Regions from separate parts of the Homo sapiens genome. Here regions 1, 2, 3, 4 and 6 are each linked to region 5. The links are chromatin loops, found by intact Hi-C in ENCODE. Cell type or tissue: Calu3. All regions are shown on one strand.

Region 1 (4,000 bases), 460 kb after region 5:
GTATGGGGTTGGAGAGGGAAGCCTGTTAAAACCATTTTTGGGACACTTAACTATCTTTGTCCATTTGTCCAGAAACAAAGGGGTTTAAAAAAAAAATCACTGAGTGCATTTTTGCTTTTTCTAATTTTCCCACAAAAATCTGAAAGCATTAAATCATTTAGGAAAAAAGCCTTTGTTATTTACCAAACCCACAGAATTACACATCTACTAAAAGAGGTGAAATAGCAGTTCAGTTTGTTAATGAAGCCCTGTTTTTTCATCTCTACAGTAAGAATATCCTAAGACTACGGCCTCTAGGGTATTAAAGAGTCACAGTATCTTCTTTTTATTTTTTATGCTACTCATAGCTCACAGAACCACTGTCAAATACTGGAAGAAAATATCTATATGATAGTCTTTAGCTACTGGAACTGTTGCTGAATAATCAAATCCTCCTGTAATTATGCATTTTTAAACAATTCAGACAAATCGCATATGTAGCATATTACTAACATCAACAAACCCTGCTAGAAGAGTGAACATTTAAATATAAGCACATATACTCCCATGAACATAAAAACAAACCTCTAACTGCCAACTGTGCCTTCACTTCCCCCAAGCTATATACATTTAGTAACTGAGACAGTCATTTCAGAGTTAGGAGGATGGGTTTTTAACGGAAAAAAATGTAAACTTTCTTTCCAAGGCATGGTACCCTAAAAAGTGATTTTCAGAGAGAAATAAAAACTGAAACATACAAATTATATTGCCTCAAAATAGTCCCTACTTTTAAGTAAAGGAAACAGTAGAAGCACATCTGAAATTATTATATCTTGGACTTCTAAACTTACCCCCACAACAAAAGTAAAACATTTTATAATAGTAATGGAACTGTCTTGTGCTTTTTCACCCCTGTAAAAATCACTGACAAATGCTGTTCATTTAAAAATATATATATATATAGATAGCTTTGATGGGATAAAAAAATATCCTACTTGTATTCTCTTTCTAGGTCATAAACTACATTGGATGTAATAGGCTGTATAAATGAACAATCAGGAGGTTTCCGTCTAACTGTATGGGAAGTGTATTCACCACATCCTGCTATATAAATAACCCTCACTTCAAGTCAAATTCATATTATCTAATTTTTGCATTTCTCACCCAGAGAAGCTCTTCGCAGGACCTGGACCTAGATTCTCCTCTCATCACACAACTGTGAGTAGGAAATTCAAGCAATGAAAGGTTTTGCTACATTTTCAAAGGTACTTTTAAGATAAAATAACTTTCTAAAATGAATAAACCTGGGCAGTGTGACCTAAAAGCCACATAAATAATTTATTTGTGGCTGTCATGTTTTAATCACTGGACTGTTTTCAGAGGCTTAAAAAATTTAATGGTTTTTGTTATACAAAAGCAACTAGGTTTTCCATGAAACATTAGCTGTCACATTAATACAAGGTTTTATCATTAATTACAATGGATCACACAGGAGTTTATATCTACAAAATGATTGTTAAATATCTGAATTTCCAAACCATTTCAAAATAAAAATGAAACCTGGTCCTAGTAAACTTTACATGAATTAAAGATCCATTTACAAAACAGAAAATTAAATGTAAAAAAATAACCTCAATTTAAAACATTTGTAGATAAAACATTCAACACACTTTTTCATCAAAAAATGCAAATTAAAATATTAAACATAGGTAAACAGTGCCATCTTTTGGTATATTTAGGAACTGAGCTAAATTGTACAAAAACATCTTTAACAGATGAAAGGTGAGTAGAGCAAAGAATTCAAAAACCATCAGTTTATCATTTTATAACATTTAAGCTTTATAAATATATTAGCTTTTTTGGAGATGGGGTCTTGCTATGTTGCACAGGACAGACTCAAATTCCTGGCCTCAGGTAATTCACCTGTCTCAGCCTCCTGAGTAGCTAGCATTACAGGCACAAGTACCAAGCAGGCTATTTTTAAACTTATAAATATTTCCAAAAACATATTACCTCACATTTGTTTTCACTTCAATTTCATGAGATTAATAGAGCATCATTACATTTTAAAGACACTGAGGCTCAGAACATTTTAGTAATTGATCCCAAAATCCCTCAGTTAAAAATGATTGAGCCATCGCTGGCTTAAAATTGCTCGTTTTTACATTCCAACATTAATTCATTAAGCTTAGATAATGAGCCAAGTTATATAATTATTCTGTATTATAAGCAATGAACAAATTTTTATATTAGTTAAGATTCTGTAAAAATCGTTTGATTGCTTTTAGTATTTTTTGTATAATTTGGAAAGGAAAAGATACTTATGTTTATTAAATGAAGAATACACATTGACTACATTCACACAGCTGCTTACACTTCACAAATGCAAAAACTTTTAATCCAATATAGTATTCTTCATATCTCTATGTTAATGAGAAAAAAAAAAAGCCCTCGTTGGCTAGGTGTGGTGGCTCATGCCTGTAATCCCAGTGACTAGGGAATTTGAGATGGGAGGATCAGTTGAGGTCAGGAGTTCAAGACCAGACTGGGCAACACAGTGAGACACCATCTCTATAAAACTAAAAAAAAATTAACAAAAATATTTTTAAAAGCCCTTGTTTATGGCTTGCACATGATTTTACACCACAATATAAAAAGCCGTTACAAATGGAAATGATAAGCTTCAAATACTCTCCCTAAAGCTTCTCTGGCTTAATTTTGATCTTAGATGTGTCCATATACCATTTTCAATGTCTTCCACTTTTGTATTGTTCAGTGATTTTCTGAATAGTTTTATTAAGCCATAACATTTATTCCAGAACACTCTCACAATTCCTTCATTTTTGTAAGCTAGCTAATAATGAACTTCCTCATGGAGAGAAAAAAAATATTCTCAATGATCTATCTTTATCTTTGATTCACTTGTTACTAAGAATTTTACTCAAACTGCAATCATTAGTTCTTTACACAGCAGACTTGAAGATCATGGTTAAAACACAATCATTCCATCTTATATCATATAGCAATTCAATTAAAAAGAACATCAGAAAAAAGACAAGTCAATAAGATCACCAAAAAGGCTACTGAAAACACTGCTGAAGGAGTGAAAGCAGAGAAAGAGTCAATGGGATGAGCCATAAGCACTACATCTTCTGTCAAATGGAACTAGGTGATCAAAAACAATTAGACACTAACTCAGAAATGTAGTTACTTCACCCATTAGGCCTTACCTCTTGTCTACCGTATATTCAAGAAAAAGCACCGTATAGGACATGAGAATTGATAAACTTAGCTGTCTCTAAGTATGATTTGCCGGGAAAGATTGAAATAACATGCTAACAATGAATTTTTTTTTTTTTTTAAGATGGAGTCTCACTCTATTGCCCAGGCTGGAGTGTAGTGGCATGATCTTGGCTCACTGCAGCCTCCACCTTCCAGGTCAAAGCAATTCTTCTGCCTCAGCCTCCCGAGTAGCTGGGATTACAGGCGCCCACCACCATAGCCGATTAATTTTTTTTGTATTTTCAGTAGGGACGAGGTTTCACCATGTTGGTCAGGCTCTTCTGGAACTCCTAACCTCAAGTGATCCGCCCACCTCAGCCTGGGATTACAGGCGTGAGCCACCAGGCCTGACCAACAGTGAATTTTTTGATGGATTTAATTTCATCCCCAGGCTCTCCTTTTTTCATCTTTAGTAGGGCTGGATGCTGTCTACCCTCAAGAGTAAATAGCATTCCAGATCTTCTCCAGAGACTCTAAATTTCCTTTCCTTATTTCTGAGTGGATGGAAATCCCATTTTGAAGGCCCTTATTATTTCTCTCTTCATTATTCCATGGGTAGAAAAGAAAAAAAACAAAGAGAATGCCACTCTCATTCCCACCCTTACAATATGCCTCTTTACCAACCGTTGCAAATAACTCAAGTGAATACAAGTAATACTCCAAGATAATCTCTCTGCGAGGGCACAGGAACACACACAAATAAATGGAAATATATATAACCATACTGTATTAAGTTTGA
Region 2 (4,000 bases), 86 kb before region 5:
TACACTAAAACCTATCTGCCTAGAAAACCAATTTGCTTGAATATAAGTGGGTAATTCAAATGACAAAATAACTTTAAACACAACCCTCTATTAATTCATGCGGGGAAAAATAGCAACATTCTCAGATTGGGAAAATAGTGCATGTTACTTTATCCCTATGGTTCTAGTCTTTGTGGACATTCCAATCAGTGAGAGACAATATTAAAAGTAACATGGATAGATTTGCCTGGATGGAACTTAGAAAAGTAGGTAAAGGCTACTAAGGAGGCCGGGAGCTGCCTGGAATAAAACTTTTCCATTTTCCTTCACTACTGTACATCCAGAATAAAACAGAATGGCAACAGACCAAAACTTAGGAGCTTCAAAAGGCACTCATCAAGCAGTCTAGCTATTTACAATAATTTATTACCAATCTTAAAGATCAAAAGGAACTCCATCAAGCATTTAGATTCAATTCCTCACTGCCTGATGACTAAGTTGTAGAGGAATGAAGGGAAGCCAAAATAATCTGAGGTGACTTTGATACAATGCCACAAAGGATATGAGGAGGAAGCCGGTAGAAGCTGCAAATGGCTAGGTTCCATTAAGAGTTCTAATAAAAGAAGAATGGAATTTCCCTTAACTGCGAATTTAAAAATGTTACAAGTGGGCGAAATTTAGACAAGCCAGGCAAAACCTCTGATTTGCCATCGCCTTTTTTGTTGTTGTTGTTAAATGTTAACTTTAGCCACTGCTGCACTTATGTTCATTAAGTGGCTTCATCTAAAAAAAAATGCAACACTACCTTCAGAAATCTGGCCAATCTCATTCCTTTTGCTGTTGTATTACTTATCAGCCTGCTCCTTCTGTCTGCATTGTCAGACCCTATTGGCTCTCTCAATCTCTTTCAAACAAATTGCTGCATTCTGCAATGTGACTGATTTAGCTTGAAAAATGTAACTTGGAATGATATAAGTTTTAGTATTACATATCACCATGGTCACATGAAGCATAAACATCTCTTTTACGAGTTTTTGGTGCTTAAGTCAATTGGTCACTATAGAAACACTAGAAGCTAGTGTTTCAAATTCTTTCAACTTCTATGAACTGGCACAATTTTTCCCTCCTGAATCCAGACATCTCTGTATTTTCAACTGAGGAAAGTAGTTTTCACACTACTTACTTTGGCTAGTTAAAAAATCCCTACCACATGTCTCCCTATAAATTCATAGATAAAGATTTAAGTTTATATTAGCATTTCAACTGTGCAAATTTTTTGTTTGCTTCTGAAATCACCTCGAATTAACAGATTTACTGGAATCCTACATGGTTTAGAAGTTTTGCACAAGTCTCTGAAACCTTGTAATCTATTTCCCCATGAAGATGTGGAGTTAAGCATTTTCTTAAAAATGGCTACATATTTTTTCTTTTTAAAAGAGTGCTTATCTTTTACAAATATATTGTAAAATACTTACAAGTGAAAAGATGTCTAGGAATTTTTCAAACATGAGGGATGGAGAAGGTAGGGTATAAATGACACAGACGGACTATGAATCTATGAAGCTGTGGGATGGGTACATGTGGGTCGTCACGTTATTTGGTCATTTTCTGTGTAGCAAAGCTCCAGGCAGTAGATATTTCAGACATGATGCTATGTACTAATTTTTATTAGGATTTTCATTTAGAAAAATAACTTTCTATCAGGAGGAATGAAGAATCAAGTTTTGCAGTCAGCATTTCAATTATCTTTACCAATCCAAAACCCAAGTTCCTCCAGTACAGTGTTTGGAAAGAAAAAACAAAAACCAACCAACCAAAATACACCCCAAAATGTGTCTTTTCACTGTCTTTGAGATTTCAGTGCCAATATGTAACTAGATTTCAATGTGAATAAAATATAATTATTATAGTTCAGAAATATAACATTTCTGTTTTCTTTAAAAGGGATAAAGAGCTAAAAAATTTAAATTGAAATATAAATGTAATTGGTAAGTGTATTTCAGAATCACCATATGTTGGTGAAAATTGTACTATACATTCGGAAAGACTTTAATACTTAATATGCTATTAACATGCTTCTCTTACCTTGTGATCATATGGACTGTAAGAATGAAACACCCGAGAAAGATCTTTTGTCCTTTGCTTTTTCTGTGAAAAAAAACAAAAAAAACAAAAAACCAACATACAAACAATTGAGTTGACAGCAGATAAAAAATATACATGTGTGTATATATCTCTACATACATAAAGTTTTTTTTTTTTTTTTTTAAGAGATTCTTCCTTTGTGGAGGCTGAGAAGACACAGGGGTGCAACTAAAAACCAAAGTCACTTTATGGTTATGTGGGTCATTATCACAGAGCAACCAGGTGACCTCTTCCTAGAAGATTTCATAACTAAAACACTAATCATCATCAAAAACTGTATTTGAAAATACATAACAGACTAAAATGAAGAAAACACTGAAAACGAAAGAAAATTTAATACACAGGGCACTTCCGATTTCATTGTAATACCAACTGCTGTTACTCAGAATTGGGCACAGACATGCATTCATTTAAACGATACACCTCCTTCAGGCTTCCTGGTTACAGCTTGGGTCTGTCTGCTGGAGCTTGCAGCTATGAGGATACCTTTACTGTGTCACTGCTATATAGCCTAGGTACCCTGCATGGTGTTTTACACACAGCAGGCACTCAATAAATACTGGCTAAGTTAATGAATAAATGAATGTATGAGTTATACAGGCATATAACTCTTAATATCTGTAATGATGACACATAAGCCTCATAGATTAGTTATGAAGAGAAGGCTCTTTTGGCCGAGCATGGTGGCTCATGCTTGTAATCCCAGCATTTTGGGAGGCCGAGGCAGGTATATCACTTGAGGCCAGGAGTTCGAGACCAGCTTGGCCAAAATGGAGAAACCCAGTCTCTACTAAAAATACAAAAAAAAATTAGCTGGGTGTGGTGGTGGACACCTGTAATCTGAGCTACTCAGGAAGCTGAGGCAGGAGAATTACTTGAACCTGGGAGGCAGAGGTTGCAGTGAGCCAAGATTGTACCACTGCACTCCAGCCTGGGCAACAGAGGGAGACTCCATTTCAATAAACAAAACAAAACAAAAGAAAGAAAGAAAAAAGAAAGAGAACGCTCTTTTCATTTCTAATGACGTGTTCTTGAGCTGAACCCAGGCATTACATGAGTCCCCTCTCCATCCCCTGCTCCTTAGTGTATCTGTGACAACCAAGAAGTATGAGGTTCTCTTATTACAGCCAACTAGTTAATATAAAAGTGGCTTTTTTGGCCGGGCACGGTGGCTCACGCCTGTAATCCCAGCACTCTGGGAGGCCGAAGTGGGCGGATCACAAGGTCAGGAGATCGAGACCATCCTGGCTAACACGGTAAAACCCCGTCTCTACTAAAAACACAAAAAATTAGCCGGGCACGGTGGCGGGTGCCTGTAGTCCCAGCTACTTGGGAGGCTGAGGCAGGAGAATGGCGTGAACCCGGGAGGCGGAGCTTGCAGTGAGCCGAGATAGTGCCACTGCACTGCAGCTCCAGCCTGGGCGAAAAAGCGAGACTCCATCTCAAAAAAAAAAAAAAAAAAAGTGGCTTTCTCCTCATCCACTGTGATCCCTGCCCCATAACCACCATAAGCAATTTGTGTATGGGTCCAAATCTTCTACGCACACACACAAACACAAACATTGATTACTACTTTCAAAGAAAAGAGGTCATTCTATGTACAGCTGTCCCTTAGTACTCCCCGTAGATACCAAAATCCGCTGATGCTCAAGTTCCTTATGTCAAATAGTGCAGAATTCGCATATAACCTATACACATCCTCCCGTATGCTTTAAGTCATCTCCAGATTGCTTAGAATATCTAATACAATATAAATACTATGTAAATAGTTGTTACACTGTATTTTTATGTGTATTATTTTAAATTGTACTCTTGTTATTATTACTTAGGGACAGGATCTCACCCTGTGGCCCAGGCTGCAGTACAGTGGCACAAT
Region 3 (4,000 bases), 260 kb before region 5:
TGTCAAGACTCATTTTTATCACCATTTTGGATCTATTGTGTTCTACAGAGAAGCATGCAGGGAAGAGTCCAATGGGTCACCAAAACATGGCGGACCTGAGATCAATATCACGATCCAAAATATGAAGCCAGATGGCCCGAGAGCCGGGGGAAAGGAGCAGAGAGTTGCAAGTCAAGCAGGCCCTGCAGGATGAGTGAATAAGGTCACTGAGCCTCGACCACTGTGATTGCACACTCTTAGTGATGTGTGAGTGAGCACAGCTCTTCTGAACAGCCACAGTTGGGGCAGTGAATTATTGGATTTTAAAACAGGGCTGATCTCACACCTAGGCCCACTGCCCAAACTAGGTATCTTCATTTCTTGACACCTCTGGTCTCTTTAATCTCTACAATTGGAGTTCATTGCTTTGGGGGGATGACAGAGGGAGGGGCATGAGGCTGTCATCTAAAAATATGAATTTATCTAGATTTAAGTATGATGAAGATGTAAAGGGGCAACATAGCCTATAGCAGCTTGTCTAGCCCATGAGTACACCATCAAACAGGATTGTCCTGAGAAACTGGGCCAGAGAGTTGGCCGATGAACTTTTGAATTTAAATGTCTTGGCCAATGAACTTTGAATTTAAAACATGGACTACAAATAGAACTCAGGGCTTCTGCTTTATAATTCAATGTTCTTTCCAAGACTACCCAACTACCTTGACATGCAAATTGTTAGGATGCAATGCCTCTTTCCATTGCCTTCCAGCCACACATGTGAGATTGTGTCATTTAGAAGCATCCACAAAACTAAGCCCAAGAAACAGAGCAGATAACTATGCTCTTTTATTGAGCAGAGTACCATGTGCCAACGACTATTCCCAGAACTAGAGAGAGCAAGGCAAATAAATAGTTATTCCTGCCCTCAAGGAACTTGCTCTGAGGAGCGGCACATTTACCCCTTTAATGCAGACACCGCGTGGAGATACTAGATACTTTTTTTAAATTGTGGTAAAATACACGTTAACATAAAATTGACCATCTTCACCAATTTTCAAGCGTACAGTTAAGTGGCATTACATGTGTTCACATGGTTGTACAACCATCACCACCCTCCGTCCATAAAACTCTTTCCATCTTGCAAAACTGAAATTCTGCCCAGAGATATGTTTGTAATACTCCGCAGGGACCAGTTTTTCCTTGGCTTCTCTTGAACTGCTGTGGGGTTAATCCCTCAACTACAGGAAATCTAGTTATTTATGGGCTTTGGTATCTTCTCACCCCGGTCACCCCTCCCAGCTCACATGGAAGGGCATCGGGCCCAGCCAACAACCTTTGCCTCAAATCTTTGCGCGTCAGAGGAGACTGATAGCAGAGTCTGTCCCCATCCCTGTGAGTTTGCTTGGACAGATTTCTTCTCTCAACACTGTATTTATTACTGGGGTGTGAAGCACAGATCTGCAGATGCCTTTTCTACTTGCCTGCTGTTAAGAGCTTGCTCAATAATTTAGCTCTCTCTCCCTTAAAGACATTTGGTTTTGGGTTTTTATTGGTGATTGCAGAAGACAATGTGAGATGAGTCCTGCGGTATCCTGGATTCCTCCCACCCTCTCTCCTGCCTCCCTTCTAGTTGGCTCTTGTGAGGTTGGTTTGCAGCTGCAGGAGCAGCGGCTCTTTAACTCTTGGGCAGCCATAACCATCCCTACTCTTTCACATACATAGATAGGACTGTTCTGTCTCCTCATTAGATTATCACAGCAAATTGATGGTTACTTGAAAAAAACAAAAAACAAACAAACAAAAAAAAACCTGTCACAATAGGAGACAAAACACTGGCAACAGATAAAACAAAAGGAGGCACTGAGCTCTTTAATTAAGGTTCATGAAGGCATGTGAATCTTAGCTTCTTGTTACCCTGCTGTGCCTCTGCCTGATTAGCTACAATGCATCTGCTTGGTTTCCTGGTATCCATCTGTACTGCTAGGGAGAAATTTATTCGGGTTGCCCTGATTCTCAATAAGATGACTCAGAGGCATCAGCTGTAGATGGACTAATGGTTATGCATGTTGACAGAGTGTCTCCTGTGCTCCTTGCTGTGTTGATATGCAGAATCACACCACCTTACAAGTACCTGGGATTAACCCATATCCACACAGACAGCCCTAATGAAATGCCTCTCCCAGGAAACCCAAAGAGTTTTAGCATGACTCATTTCACCGTTGTCGTGTTTCAAGTTGGAAGTAGACCTTATCGCGCCCTCTCCACAAACTCCACCTTTCTGTTCTGCAGTGGCTGATGCCACAGAATTCCTCCTTTTGTAGGTTAAAAGGACTGTGAGTATTGGGATGTTTCTGCGCGTGACAATGTAAGAGATGTTTTCATTTCAATGCTGGATGAATGTGTTTGTGCATACAAGGATTCTTTCTCAACAAGAAAAGGGCAGCCAAGACCGAAGCCACCACTATTCAGAGTTGTTTGGGCAGAGAATACTAAAGTTATGTTGGCCCTGAATAATTTCAGGTTCCTCAAAGGACTTATTCACCTCCTTTACAAAACTGAGGATTTCTTTTAAAAGTAGCACTAACTATATGGGCTCTAAAATTCTTTCCTTATATACCATTCTGTGATTCAATAATATGATTGATCCCATAAGCTCAGTTTCATAGAGTTTGAAACAGCCGAGCTGAACCTTCTGCATACACTCAGATATTTAGGACTTAAAAATATTCTCCTAAAACTGATGAAATCTGAATACAGTCTGGACTTTAGTCAATTTTGATTTCTTAGATTTGGCAAATGTTCTGTGGTAATGTTAAGAGGTTAATATCAGTAGAAACTAGGATATAAGCAAACTGTATTATTTTTGAAACTTTTCTGCAATCTAAAATTATTTCAAAATAAAACATTAAAAAATTTTTTTAGCCAGGTGTGGTGGCTCACTCCTGTAATCCCAGCACTTTGGGAGTCCAAGTCGGGCGGATCACCTGAGGGCAGGAATTCTAGACCAGCCTGACCAACATGGCGAAACCTCGTCTTTACTAAAAATACAAAAATTAGCTGGGCATGGTGGTGGGCACCTGTAATCCCAACTACTTGGGAGGCTGAGACAGGAGAATCACTTGGACCCTGGAGATGGAGGTTGCAGTGAGCCGAGATTGTACCACTGCACTCCAGCCTGGGCGACAGAGCGAGAATCCATCTCAAAAACAAATAAATAAATAAAAATATGTTTTTTTCTCACTTGTGTTTAAATAAAAGCAACATTTAGTTGAAACTGGATATTACAAAATAACATTTGCCAGCCCTCCATCTCAGAGAAGACAAGAGAATAGAGAGACATGGTTTTTCTGTAGCTATGAATTTAATGCTAACTTAGGTGATTCAGTCACTCCTTGAGCACTTCTTTCTTCTTCCATTGTAGCAGGAAGGACTTCAGACTTCCTACAGCAATGGAAAAAGTTCTCCAAAGAATTTCAGATTGCATGCTTTGAGCTTTGAGAGTAATACTTGGTGTAAAATACTGAGGATAAGATAAACTGTAGGAGGAATTTCCTTTATAAAATGACCAGTCCAGGAAGCCAAAGTGCAAAGCTTTATAAATACTAATGCTTATTGGAAAGCAGGGATCAAGCGTTGGTTTTGTCACTGCACACAGGATTTCCTACTTGTTCACACCAGTATATAAATTAAACTTAAATCTGATGTCATTATCGTTAGCCTAGCCCTCTCCCTTTTTCTCCACTTCAATACCTTATAGAACTCACAGCAGGCTGAGCGCAGTGGCTCATGCCTGCAATCCCAGCACTTTGGGAGGCCAAGGCGAGTGGATTGCCTGAGCTCAGGAGTTCGCAACCAGCCTGGGCAACATGGTGAAACCCTGTCTCTACTAAAACACACAAAAAAATTAGCTGGGCCTGGCAGCGTGTGCCTGTAGCTCCAGCGACTCGGAGGCTGAGGCAGGAGAATTGCTTGAACCCGGGAGGCGGAGGTTGCAGTGAGCCGAGATCATGCTGCTGCACTC
Region 4 (4,000 bases), 200 kb before region 5:
AGAGTAAACACAAGGCTTTGCTAATAAGTCTGAACATAAATTATTAAACTATCTACTGTATGATCAAATGCATTTCAGATTATATTCTGAGTAATTCTGCCTTGACGTCCACCAAAGGAACAGATCTGATGTGCCCCTGTGTGGTCTCAGTGATCCCTCTCTTTCAGAATGCCCAACCTGCAGACTTGAACGGTGCCAAATGAAAGACAGAGATAATCGTATCAAAAAACAAAGCTTGGCATCTGCCCATCACCTAATTATTACTCTCTGTAAGCCCGCATTTCATCTGACTCAAGAGATGTGAAAGCAACTCTTAAGCTCTGAACTTACTTTAATGGCTTCAAAACATTTCTCATGTGTAAATTTTTCTCATGGCTCAGAGGCACTGTTAAGAGCTTGAAGTGCAATCTAACAGGGATGAAGAAAAAATTGTTTGATAGCTCAGATCTCAGGATAAATTAGAGTTTAGAACAGGCTTTTTTCCCCCCACCATGCCTGAACATATGGGCTCTGCAGAAAACCTACTGAAACCAAATATGTGACCAATGCAAGGAAACAATCTTAAAACATACATTATGCAGTACAGTATACTATAGAAAAGAATCTTGAAATTGGCTGGGCATGGTGGCTCACACCTGTAATCCCAGCATTTTGGGAGGCCAAGGTGGGTGGACTGCTGGAGCCCAGGACTTCTACACTAACCTGGGCAACATGGCGAAACCCCCTCTCTACAAAAAATACAAAATTAGCTGGGTATTGTGGCATGTGCTTGTAGTCCCAGCTACTCGGGAGGCTAAGGTAGGAGGATCACTTGAGCCCAGGAGGTGGAGGCTGCAGTGAGCTGTGATGGCACCACTGCACTCCAGCCTGGGTGACAGAGAAAGACCTTGTTTCCCCTCCATGAAAAAAATTCTGGTATTGAATACAAAATTATAAGCTATCTCTATCACAATTACATTTTATTTTTATTTTTTGAGATAGAGTCTCGCTCTGTCACCTAGATTGGAGTGCAGTGGTGTGATCTTGGCTCACTGCAACCTCCGCCTCCCGGGTTCAAGTGACTCTCCTGCTTCAGCCTCCCGAGTAGCTGGGATTACAGGCATGTGCCACCACGCCCAGCTAATTTTTGTATTTTTAGTAGAAATGGGGTTTCACCATGTTGTCTGGGCTGGTCTTGAACTCCTGGCCTCAGGTGATCCACCCACCTCGGCCTCCCAAAGTGCTGGGATTACAGGTATGAGCCACCGTGCCTGGCCCACAATTATATTTTAATCTCTCCAGTATAAACTTCAGGAAGCACCTCCTAAGGTAAGCATCCCTAACAGGAACTGCTGCATCAGACCTTCATAAGAAGGAATGAGCAAAGGTGGCCCCTCAGGCTTTGTAATGCATTCTCGACACTCCAGCTGTGGGCTTCTATCTGAATACCTTCATTTTTAGCTGTCTTAATCTTTGGCTTAGTAACAAATATTCACTCAAATGAGCTTATAATAGTTTCCTAATTTTTGGCTTGTTACATTTACCAAAATAAGGGGAGGGTGTAGGACAGAAGAACCAGATCTAGAATTAATAACACAGTATAGAAATCTTTGCCAACAGTGGTGCGCTGGCATTTGTTTATACATAACTTCTCCAATTCCACAAAGTAAGCCCTGCCAAGAAGGTATGCTATCAGAGATCTGGCACCTTAGCTGGAGATACATTTATCTTTACTGCTTCCTCATTGTTTAAATTTTTTTCTCCAAAGAGAGGTACGTAGAAAAGGTTCTCTTAGTAACTGCACATAAGGAAAACACAAGTTAGTTATTTACTGGGTCAAAGTTTGGAAATTTGGAAATTATTCTAGAACTTGTCATTTAAGTCTCTTCTGCTAACTAAATATCAGCCTAAGATATATGGACAAGTGCACATGTGCTCGCAAACACACACACACACACACGCACGCACGCACGAGCTTTAACATAAAAAAGGAACCAAGAGGCACACTTAGAACCATGAAGCCTGTAATCCCAACATTCATGATAGTAGTAGAAACCTGAACTCATCTATTCCTCATTAGTGGCTGGAGATAAGCATCAGTATGAATGAAAGCTGCCCCACAGGTGTGGCAAAGTTGAAGAAATAAAAGGTGAATTGGGTCAAGATGCTTTACTGATGAAGAAATCTTTTCAATAGTCTCTCACACCCGAAACCATTCTCATTCCATGCAGCGCACACAGGAAGCACTGAGCCAGGATGTTCACAAACATAACAATTGGGTGTATTAAACTTCATCTTTAAGTCATCAGTTCAACTCAAAATAATTGTTCCTAAGGGTTTCATTCCAACTAGGTAACCATGAAAGTGTGTTGGCAGATGTTTGGTTTGTATTTTAAATGAAAAAGAAGACATGTGTGATGTTAGCTGTTATTACAATACAACCCTCTCATCCTGTTCTTAGTATCATTTTCAGTGACACTGGAAATACGGTTTCAGCATCACTGAGCTCTATAAACTGCATAAAACGAATAAAGGAGACGGCAGGTGCTTTTCTCTATCTCAAAGAATCTCATAAATGAGAAGCTAATATGTAAAATGTTTCCTACATATCACCATGATAGTTTTGCAGCTTGGAAAATGCAGATAAACTAGTTAGGAAAAATTACATGGTTTATACAATTGGTCCTCCATATTTGTGGGTTCCACACCCACAAGTTCAACTGACCACAAATAGAAAACACTCAGGGGGGAAAAATTCCACAAAATTCCAAAAAGCAAAACTTGAATTTGTCACACACTGAATACTATGTTGAATCCATGAATCTGAAGAGATGTGTAGGCATTGTATTAGATATCAAAAGTCATCTAGAGATAATACATGGGAAAATGTGGGTAGTTTATATGTAAAACTATGTCATTTTATATAAGGAATTTGAACATCCATGAATTTTGGTACCCATCGGGGGTCCTGGAACCAATCCCCCACAGATACCAAGAGATGACTGTACTTACTATAATTACACTAAACTGAACCCAACCATCTGAAGAAAGATCACATCTCTACATATTTTCCTATCACTCCCAAAGTTCTATTATGCTTTCTTCCAAAAATCTGTTCCAAGACATGCCCATTCTCCCTTTCTATTTTGAATATAGTTTTTAAAAGTAAAAAATAATGATCCTATGGAAAGGCACTTAAAATTAGATTAATATTAAAAAACTTAATTACTTATGTTACTATAAAAGTATGGTAGGCAGCCCTGAAGATGATCCCCAGTGAGCCTCGCCTCCTGGTATTCACACCCATATGTAATCTCTTCCCCTTGGCTATGGTCTGAATGTACTCACTTGCTTCTAATGCTCAACATAAATGATGGATGCCACTTCCAAAATTAGGTTACAAAGTACTGTAGCTTCCATCTCTCTCTCTCTCTGCTTGCTTGCTTGCTCTGAGGGAAGCCAGCTGCCATGCTGTGAGCTGCACTATGCAGAAGTCCACAGGAGAAGGAATGGAAGGAGGCCTCTGACCAATAGCCAGCCAAGGACTAAGACCTTAAAGCAACAACCCATGAGAAACTGAATCCTGCCATCACCATAAAAGTGAGCTTAGAAGCAGATCCTCCCCAGTTGGGCCTTCAGCTAAGGCCACATCCCCGGCTGCCAGCCTGACTGCAGCCGAAGGAGCAGTACTGTGCCACGGGCACCCAGAGAAGCTGCACCTAGATTTCTGACCCACAGAAACTGTGAGGTAATAAATGTTTGTTGTTTTAAGTTTCTAAGTTTTGAAGTAATTTGTTACACAGCAACAGATAACTAATACAAAAAGTTGCCAAGTAGAGGGCTGGATACCAATTCACACATACTTAGAAATCTGATTCATAACAGAGGCATTGAAGACCAATAGGAAAGACAGACTTTCAATAAAGTTTTCTGGAACAGTTGCTTATACACAGATAAAACAATGAAATTTAACCCCTACCTACCATGTTTACAAATCAATTTCAGATATATTAAATATTTA
Region 5 (4,000 bases):
GGGTATAAATAAATAAATTCTATTAATAGGTCAACATTGCACAGGCACATGTCACCTATAAAACCATTCTATACTTTGTCCTAGAAAATTGCTTCTAATATTTATACTATTGACTCATCTCTAAAGTGAACCCTCATCTCATAATAGTAAGTGTAACCTAACAGATGTTAATGTGAGATGCAAGAAAATAGGTATTTCTCATTATTTTCTTGGCTAAAATATAATTGCCAAAATCTTTCATTATTTTACTCTCTATCATATATTTATTTACAAATTAATAACAAAGGAAATGGTACACATTAAAATTCATGAAACTTTCTTCAGCCAAGGACAGTTTCCCCTCATTTGATGACATTATGTAAACCAAAGAAAAACAACTGTAATGTTCCTTTCCCAGGTCACACCATGTGAGTAACTAACGTACCCACTAAAGTGAATGGCACAATAGAAAATGATGAAAGGGCCATGAAAAAGCTAAATGGATATGATCTATAGTAAATAAAAATATATTGTGCCATTCTGTTTATTGTTTCTATTCTCAGTGAAAGTTTGCACACTGTTCTAAGATAAATGAAAACCACATTGGAAAGTAAAATAAAAATCAGGAAGAATTTTAGCAGACATTCTCTAGAAGACAAAATAGTCATTAGAAAATGGAACCATCCACAACTGAGAAGCATATCATTTAATGATTTGGAGACTTTCAAAATTATAAAAGGAAAGCGATAAGTGTACAATGTTTGACAGGGGTATGGAAAAAAAAAGCCGCTTGACTTATGTACTTAAAGGACTTGAGCTTTCTGGCTTTCCATACCAAAAACTAATTTACAGAAAGAACACAAAGGCAATTCATATCAAAACACTGCCCTCAAAGTCTCCTGAGACTCTGAGCCAGGTACTAACAGGAAGTGTAAGGTTATAGTCACCTTGGATCACCTTCTCAAGTTCAGACCTTCAGAGTACCTCATCACTAAATTAAGGTATCCTTAAATCTGACCTGCTGAAACAAGCATACCTATATGTGGACTTTAAATCACCTCGGAGTAAATAAATTTAAGCTAGTATCCAAGGGGTAACATGTTTCCATTTGCATGTGTGGACAAACTTTAAATAAAAATAAATTGTTACTACTAATGTTCAAAGGCTAATGGTAAAAAAAAAAAATTATCAATTGAGAAACATTTATCTTCAAACTTAAAAAAAAAACTTACATTAAGCAAACTGCTAATGTTTTTCCTACATTTATCCTCATGCCTTCAACTTTAGATCACTCTTCCAACCAGTATTTAACCTGAATGATCTCATCAAAAGGTAACAAGGATGATTAATGCTGATGCAATGTAATTCCTGCCCTGCCCTAGCCTAAAATATATTGGACAATATGAGTTCTCTGTGAACAGCATTAAGTGCTGTACAGATATGGATTACGGTACAGTGAATAGTAACGCACTTCCTGTTAAACATCACCAACAAAAGTTAGAAATGAATAGAAAGTACACAAAGCACATACTATATTGGCAGTTCCTCAGGCCTGTGGCTAGAAACCCACTGATGCGCATGACAGGGATGAAGAGACTGAAGTCTGAGCACAGTAAAAGTCACAAAGAGCCTCCCAGCCAGGCCGTGGAGTCTGCAGTGAGCTCAGGGAGGGAGACCGTGACCAGAAGGGCCATCCCCCTTCCCTCCTCACACACAAAAGGAGCAGAGTTTACTGGTAATGGTTTACAGCTAAGCCAGCTGACCCAAACTGTTGTCAAGTCTAAGCATGAGTCAAGCTCTCTTGACAACTTAAATCAACAGTTTGGGTGCAGTCAACCCGCCACTTAGCTGAGTTCCTGCCACAATCTATTGTTTAGAATTAACTGAAACTGATTACATCTCTCAGGACTCTGGGCAGCAGCCAATCCATGAGCGTTTTGAAGATAATTTACCCCCTGCACTGCAAATAATGCTCAAAGTTAACTCTATGGCTAGGCGTGAACCTGTAGAACAACTTGGGACAAATGTTATGTTTATTTATTTATAACCAAACAGTGGAATGAGTTAAGGTTTAACACTATCTGAAGATTAGAGAACTAATTCTGATTTTTAAATGTAACTTAATTTCATACCTCGGGACCTGCAAAGTAGGAGGCCATGCTGGGGGCCACTATCATTCCAAATCCTTGTAGCTTTGCTAAAATATGTTGGTGGGTCAGCCTTCTGCCCAGCTACCGTTGCTGAAATTCCTTCCAAAACAAGATCTCAAACATTGGCCCTTCAGAGTTCCTGACCTATTCTGTTGTTTCTTCTTTTGCTTTAAGACATTAAATACCCCAGCCAAAGGTAAATTATATTTAAGAAAGATAAGTTCCCACGCATTATCAACCAACAACACTTCAAAGACAATGACTTCATACAAAACTAACCACCAGCAACAAGGACCATAAGGTGTCCCAGGAAAGTAGACATTTATTAGAGAAGCAACTGAAATGTCCGGACGGATGGCACTATGGGGGTTGAATTAGTGTGTGGGGTGCTACCTTAGGTGAGGTAAATAAAGAAAGGTGTACAAATGGTGACGAAAACTCTGGTTTTGAAAAAATGTATCTTTAATTTCAACTTTGACAACCCCAAAGGATGGCATCGTTCTTAGAGACATTAGTTGATATCAATTAATATGTAACTATTACATATTTACCCTCTGCTTTCTCAATCTTTTGGGTGAGTTCTGCCCACTGAACTGTACGTTCAACTTAGGGGCATTTTATTAAAAAAGCTGTAGAAAGAAAATAAAATATTTTCAATGTTTTTTTTCCTTCATATTTTTGTGTGCATTTTAGATTAAATGGGCTGTCTTTCACTTAATCTGCAACAAATTCTTGTCTTTATTTTTTAGGTATCATTTATTGATTGTGTTCTGTATTGTGGTTGTTTTGTTATTAATATTGCTTTGAATACATAAAAAAGTAGCAGCAATCATTTAAGGAGTGCCTACCAGGGACTGTATTAAGCCCATCTTAACACATATTATCTCAATTCTCAAAAAAAACCTTAAAGAAAGGATGTAATTATCCTCATTTTTACAGAAAAGCAAATCAAGGTAAGAGAAGTTAAGTAATTTGGTCCACATACCACAAAGATAGGATTTAGTCTATCTATCTAATCTGTATATCAGTTTAACTGGCCCTATGCCTGTGCTCTCAATTACTGGACTACATTAAATTTTCTATCATCAGTATTGTGATTTTGATTACTCCCATACAGTTCTTGCTTGGAAGAAAATCCTGACAGTACCTCACTTCAGTATCTCTGTAACTAAGTGGCTGGGTTCATAAGATACTTGCTTTAGCATTCTTTCTCTGGCTCTTCATTCTTACTTACATAATAGTACCTGTGTCAGGTACCGTGGCACACACACACACATCTGTAATGCCAGCTACTTGGGAGGCTGAGACAAAAGGATCGCTTGAGCCCAGGAGTTCAAGATAAGCCTAGGAAACATAATGAGACCCTATCTCTTAAAAAAAAAAAAAAAAAAGGAAAAAAGGCCAGGCACGGTGGCTCACGCCTGTAATTCCAGCACTTTGGGAGGCCAAGGCAGGCAGATCACCTGAGGTAGGGAGTCTGAGACCAGCCTGACCAACATGGAGAAACCCCGTCTCTACTAAAAATACAAAATCAGCTGGGCGTGGTGGTGCATGCCCGTAATCCCAGCTACTCAGGAGGCTGAGGCAGGAGAATCGCTTGAACCTGGGAGGCAGAGGTTGTGGTGAGCCAAGATAGTGCCATTGCACTCCAGCCTGGACAATAAGAGTGAAACTCTATCTCAAAATAAATAAATAAATAAATAAAATAAAAAAGACAGAAGTACGTAATAGTACCTGTGAACCTGTGAACTCTAACAGAGTTCCTTTCTGTCAAAAACAGCTAAAAGTAGTTGAAGATATGGGACTATTTCTAATATAACCAACATATATTTCTGTCTAACATTGTGAGTGAACAAGCCTTTTATGGCAGC
Region 6 (4,000 bases), 140 kb after region 5:
TAAAACTACTATCTTGATAAATAAAACACAGTCTTCTCACAGGAAGACAAGGGCAAGAAAATGACAGACAAAATTCATACCATAGTTTAAAAATGGACAGTCAGAGTGAACCTTTAATTGACTGCAAGAAAAGGCTCTGCTTTCAAAACTTGGTAAGCTTCCTGTTTGGGAGATTGGATTCCCTCACTCAGCATCACTCCGAGGTGTGGGCAGCAAACAGCAGGGGTCACCACACAGAATAGGAACCAGAAGTGTGGGAATCAGGGATAATTTTTAGAACCAAAGAGGTCAGAAAAGTCAGAGGAGAGCACAAGTGAGAAATGCAGGAAATCCAGCAAGGACAGGAAAGAAATTGCCAATATCAAGTGACAAAGGAGAACAAGGTTTAAATTCCAGACTAGCAGGCAGAGACAACAGTCAGCCTGACCCCAGGATACAACACATATTTGCTTCCTGAATGAATCTTTGAATCTCTAGTTCTTCATCTATAAAAGTGGAAATAATGATAATCCAAAAAGGTTGTATTGAAAAGTTAAACAACATAAAAACTGTTGAAGTGACTATTACATAACAGGCGGGAGATATTATATATTGAGAGTGGTTTTTTAACCATCTGAGAGCAGTGCTGAAACCAGCAGGTGTACTCTACTCCTCCTGACCAGGGAAGACCAAGACTTCAAAACTAACTAGAGACTCTTACTGCCTCTTCCTCACTCTACCAAAGTGGCTTTGCCCCTTTGGGGCAGCCTGACTTTGTCACTGGTACTAGAGGTTTTGTGGGTTCTCTACAGAAATGCAAAGAGTCCACCTGTACATCAGTCCTAGGGACTAGGCAGGTATTTCTATATCCTTTTGGTACAATCACCAATGGGGAATACTTCTTTTATTTATTTATTATTTTTTTCTTTTTTTTTTAATGAGATAGAATCTTGCTCTGTCACCCAGGCTGGAGTGCAATGGTGCGATCTCGGCTCACTGCAACCTCTGCCTCTCAGGTTCAAGTGATTCTCCTGCCTCAGCCTCCCGAGTAGCTGGGATTACAGGCGCCCGCCACCATGCCTGACTAATTTTTGTATTTTTAGTATAGAGAGGGTTTCACCATGTTGGCCAGGCTGGTCTTGAACCCCTGACCTCAGGTGATCCGCCCACGTTGGCCTCGCAAAGTGCTGGGATTACAGGCGTGAGCCACCATGCCCTGCCGAAGGGGGATATTTCTTTAAAATCTGATAGAGTTGCTATGGTTAGCTATTTATTTATTTATGAGACAGAGTCTTGCTCTGTCACCCAGGCTGGAGTGCAGTGGCATGATCTCAGCTCACTGCAACCTCCGCCCACTCCCCGAGTTCAAGCGCCTCAGCCTCCTGAATAGCTGGGATTACAGGCATGCATCACCACACCCGGCTAATTTTTTATGTTTTTGGTAGACACGGGGTTTCACCATGTTGGCCAGGCTGGTCTTGAACTCCTGATCTCAAGTGATCCGCCGGCCTCCGCCCCTCAAAGTGCTGGGATTACAGGCGTGAGCCACTGCACCTGGCCGCTAAGGTTGGCTTTAAAGATTTACTGATTTACTTAACACTTGAAGGAGTTCAGGACAATAATACCGCATGTAGGAAAAAAGGCAGGGTAGGTTCTGTGACAGGTAAGCAAAGCCTATGGGCGAGGGGAGAGAGGAGCTTATTAGGTACGAACAGATAAGAAATTCGATCTTGTTGTTCCCAGTTACTATCTAAAGCCTGGGTCTCCACTCCATTCCACCAGCAAAATTTTACTGAGAATCTGTATGTATGAGACACTTAATGGTATACAGATAAAATCATCTTACAGTCTAGTAGGGGCGACAAGACATAACACAAATAAGTATAATACAAAGTGCAAAACAGTAAAATACCATTAAATACCACAGTATTGCCAAGAAGGAAGAAATTCCTCCTGGTAGGAGAAATTAGAGCAAGTTTCAAAACTAATGTGGTAATTTTGAGCTCATCCTGAACGAAAGAAATAGGGTCAGCAAAGACCCATCATCTTTGTAGGAAAGCTTGAGACACATACGGAAAAGTATAAGTAAGTGCATTTGACAGGAGCAGCAGGAAGTGGGGTGGTTAGGGCTAAGGCTAGAAATAGAGACCACAGATGGCCAAAATTCCCAGCCTAAGGGGCTAGGATTATAACCATACAAAGCCAACTACAGACATTTTAAGCAGTCAAGGGCCAAGTCAAAACAGGATAAGAGGTTCTGCTTCTAGGAGAAGGAGGACATAATTCAGAGCTACCCTAATGCACAAGTTTAAAACAAGGACTAAGTCATGAGTCATGTGTGCATGAGTAAGAGTAAGAAATGAACACAGAACTAATTTCGGGTCACAAACAAGTTTTCTGAGTTCATACTGAACTACAGCTGAGGAAGCAGAGTCAAGGGCCAGCTGCGGTAATACACAGTGAGTCACTAGTAAATCAGTGACACAGGTCTCAGCCCCAGGGCAGTGACCTCAGACTGGCCCGCATAATGGTCAGATAGGTATACCTTGGTCCTAGTCAGCCTGTGAGGACACCTGAAGTTTCTGTGAAAACAGGAACAGGACAGCAAGTTTGGACAAAGTGAGGATCTGAAAACTCCAAGGATACTTTCAAGATATTAGGCTAAAAATCCCTAAATCTCATCAGATATTAGATGGCAAAGACTTGTAGATGACGTTCACAAATCTGTCCAGGTCAGAATCACCATGCTTATTTAACAGTTGAGGTGTTTTCATATCCCTCAGTCGTAATTGCTATTATGAACATATTTTTTGTAAAGTGCTCCACATTTTACAACACTGCCTGCAGGAATGCTTCCCTAACCACAAAAGTCTTTCCCATCACAATGTAAATGCTTATTGATTCCACCGTATTCACAGCAGTCTACAGCATCCTCCATTTAGAATATAAGCTTCAGAAGGCCAGAATTGGAACCATCATCACCAGACCTTCCAATACACAGCACATACTATGTGTTAAATAAAAGTGTTGATTGAACAAGTGTATTGACTTTTTAGCTGGTTCTAGTTAGCATTTAAATTTATAATATGTAGAAGACTAATTTGTAATAAAAAGACTGACAATAAAAAGTAAGAGAGGAGATAGGTAGCTCTGTGTGTACGTGTGTGTGTGTATATCATAAAGGAATTAGCCAACCTTTTAACTAGTTGTTTTTCATTAATTAAAGGCACTAAAGCAAATACTCAAAAGAAAACTATCCTCACCAATGTGAGGAAAGAAAACAAAATGTTTAATGATTACACACTGAATTCTACGCCTGCCTGTTACAAGTGGCTAAGAAGCAACAGAATTTGCATTCATATCTAGGTCTGCCTGACTTCAAAATTCATATTCTTTCCAAGAAATCCCTGTCTCCTGCATGCTCAAAATAAAAGTTTTAGGAATAAAAAAGTACACAAAGAAAAAATATTAACGAATTTAATCCTTAGAATGAAGCATTAATCCCATCAATGCACAAATGCTGTCATTTTGCCTAAAATATGTCCACTACATAAGAGACAATTGCCAAAGAAGGTTTTGGGGATTTTTTCCTCCAAGGCTGACTCCACACTCAACAGTAGTGGCACCCTGAATGTCCTGTCATGTTAGCAGCAAGCAGTAGTAATCTATCCTCCGCATTTGTACTGACGGCATCTTTAGAGAAAGTACACCCTTACATCCTGCCCCAAGTGAAAGAATCTGCTGCTTAAAGTTGCAGTGACTTTTCTAATCCCCAGTCCAGCTCTGCCAGTTTTAAACTACAGGTTCTTATATTTATCAGCAGAAACCCACCAGGGTGCTCAGATCCTGAGTCAGCTTCAAAAACCCCAGCAGCAGCTGGTAAAAATGGAATGCTAATTCATTACAGATGGTAAAACACTGCCTACATTTTAATTTATTTACATTTTCAGAAATTTTGAATCTGCAGTTAGATTGCCAAATTATTTTAACATGTAAGTTTAGCCTTTTTCAATTCGGTCTG

What was found. A loop is a pair of places that touch in the nucleus more often than their neighbours do. Peaks named below come from ENCODE experiments on the same cell type or tissue, not always from the same donor. Only the 100,000 strongest peaks of a DNase experiment are listed, where the experiment ranks them.
Region 1: it touches region 5 in a loop (3-fold over the local background); 3 of 110 quality-filtered maps call a loop at or near these places.
Region 2: a loop joins it to region 5, with 3 times the contacts of the local background. A loop is called at or near these places in 4 of 110 quality-filtered maps.
Region 3: a loop joins it to region 5, with 2.6 times the contacts of the local background. A loop is called at or near these places in 4 of 110 quality-filtered maps.
Region 4: it touches region 5 in a loop (9-fold over the local background); 5 of 110 quality-filtered maps call a loop at or near these places.
Region 6: it touches region 5 in a loop (7-fold over the local background); 6 of 110 quality-filtered maps call a loop at or near these places.

The regions. Positions count from the first base shown.
Region 1 is chr6:20,562,082-20,566,081 of GRCh38, reverse strand. The region is part of intron 4 of CDKAL1 (CDKAL1 threonylcarbamoyladenosine tRNA methylthiotransferase); the gene reads right to left. Among named protein-coding and RNA genes, the nearest start is that of CDKAL1, 30 kb to the right of the region's middle. In Calu3, a CTCF peak has its summit at 1,746 (motif pointing left); no DNase peak of the experiment used is centred here.
Region 2 is chr6:21,106,528-21,110,527 of GRCh38, reverse strand. It overlaps CDKAL1 (CDKAL1 threonylcarbamoyladenosine tRNA methylthiotransferase), which reads right to left. Exons shown (of 16, transcript NM_017774.3): 13 at 2,065-2,127. Among named protein-coding and RNA genes, the nearest start is that of LINC00581, 400 kb to the left of the region's middle. In Calu3, no CTCF peak of the experiment used is centred here; no DNase peak of the experiment used is centred here.
Region 3 is chr6:21,275,921-21,279,920 of GRCh38, reverse strand. No RefSeq gene overlaps it. Among named protein-coding and RNA genes, the nearest start is that of LINC00581, 230 kb to the left of the region's middle. RefSeq lists enhancers at 3,329-3,833, 3,834-4,000. In Calu3, no CTCF peak of the experiment used is centred here; a DNase peak (open chromatin) is centred at 2,120.
Region 4 is chr6:21,218,141-21,222,140 of GRCh38, reverse strand. The region is part of intron 15 of CDKAL1 (CDKAL1 threonylcarbamoyladenosine tRNA methylthiotransferase); the gene reads right to left. Among named protein-coding and RNA genes, the nearest start is that of LINC00581, 290 kb to the left of the region's middle. In Calu3, no CTCF peak of the experiment used is centred here; DNase peaks (open chromatin) are centred at 1,350, 1,640 and 2,050.
Region 5 is chr6:21,020,295-21,024,294 of GRCh38, reverse strand. All of the region lies in intron 11 of CDKAL1 (CDKAL1 threonylcarbamoyladenosine tRNA methylthiotransferase), which reads right to left. Among named protein-coding and RNA genes, the nearest start is that of CDKAL1, 490 kb to the right of the region's middle. In Calu3, no CTCF peak of the experiment used is centred here; a DNase peak (open chromatin) is centred at 1,734.
Region 6 is chr6:20,875,997-20,879,996 of GRCh38, reverse strand. All of the region lies in intron 9 of CDKAL1 (CDKAL1 threonylcarbamoyladenosine tRNA methylthiotransferase), which reads right to left. Among named protein-coding and RNA genes, the nearest start is that of CDKAL1, 340 kb to the right of the region's middle. RefSeq lists enhancers at 2,144-2,373, 1,717-2,916. In Calu3, no CTCF peak of the experiment used is centred here; DNase peaks (open chromatin) are centred at 256, 1,346 and 2,456.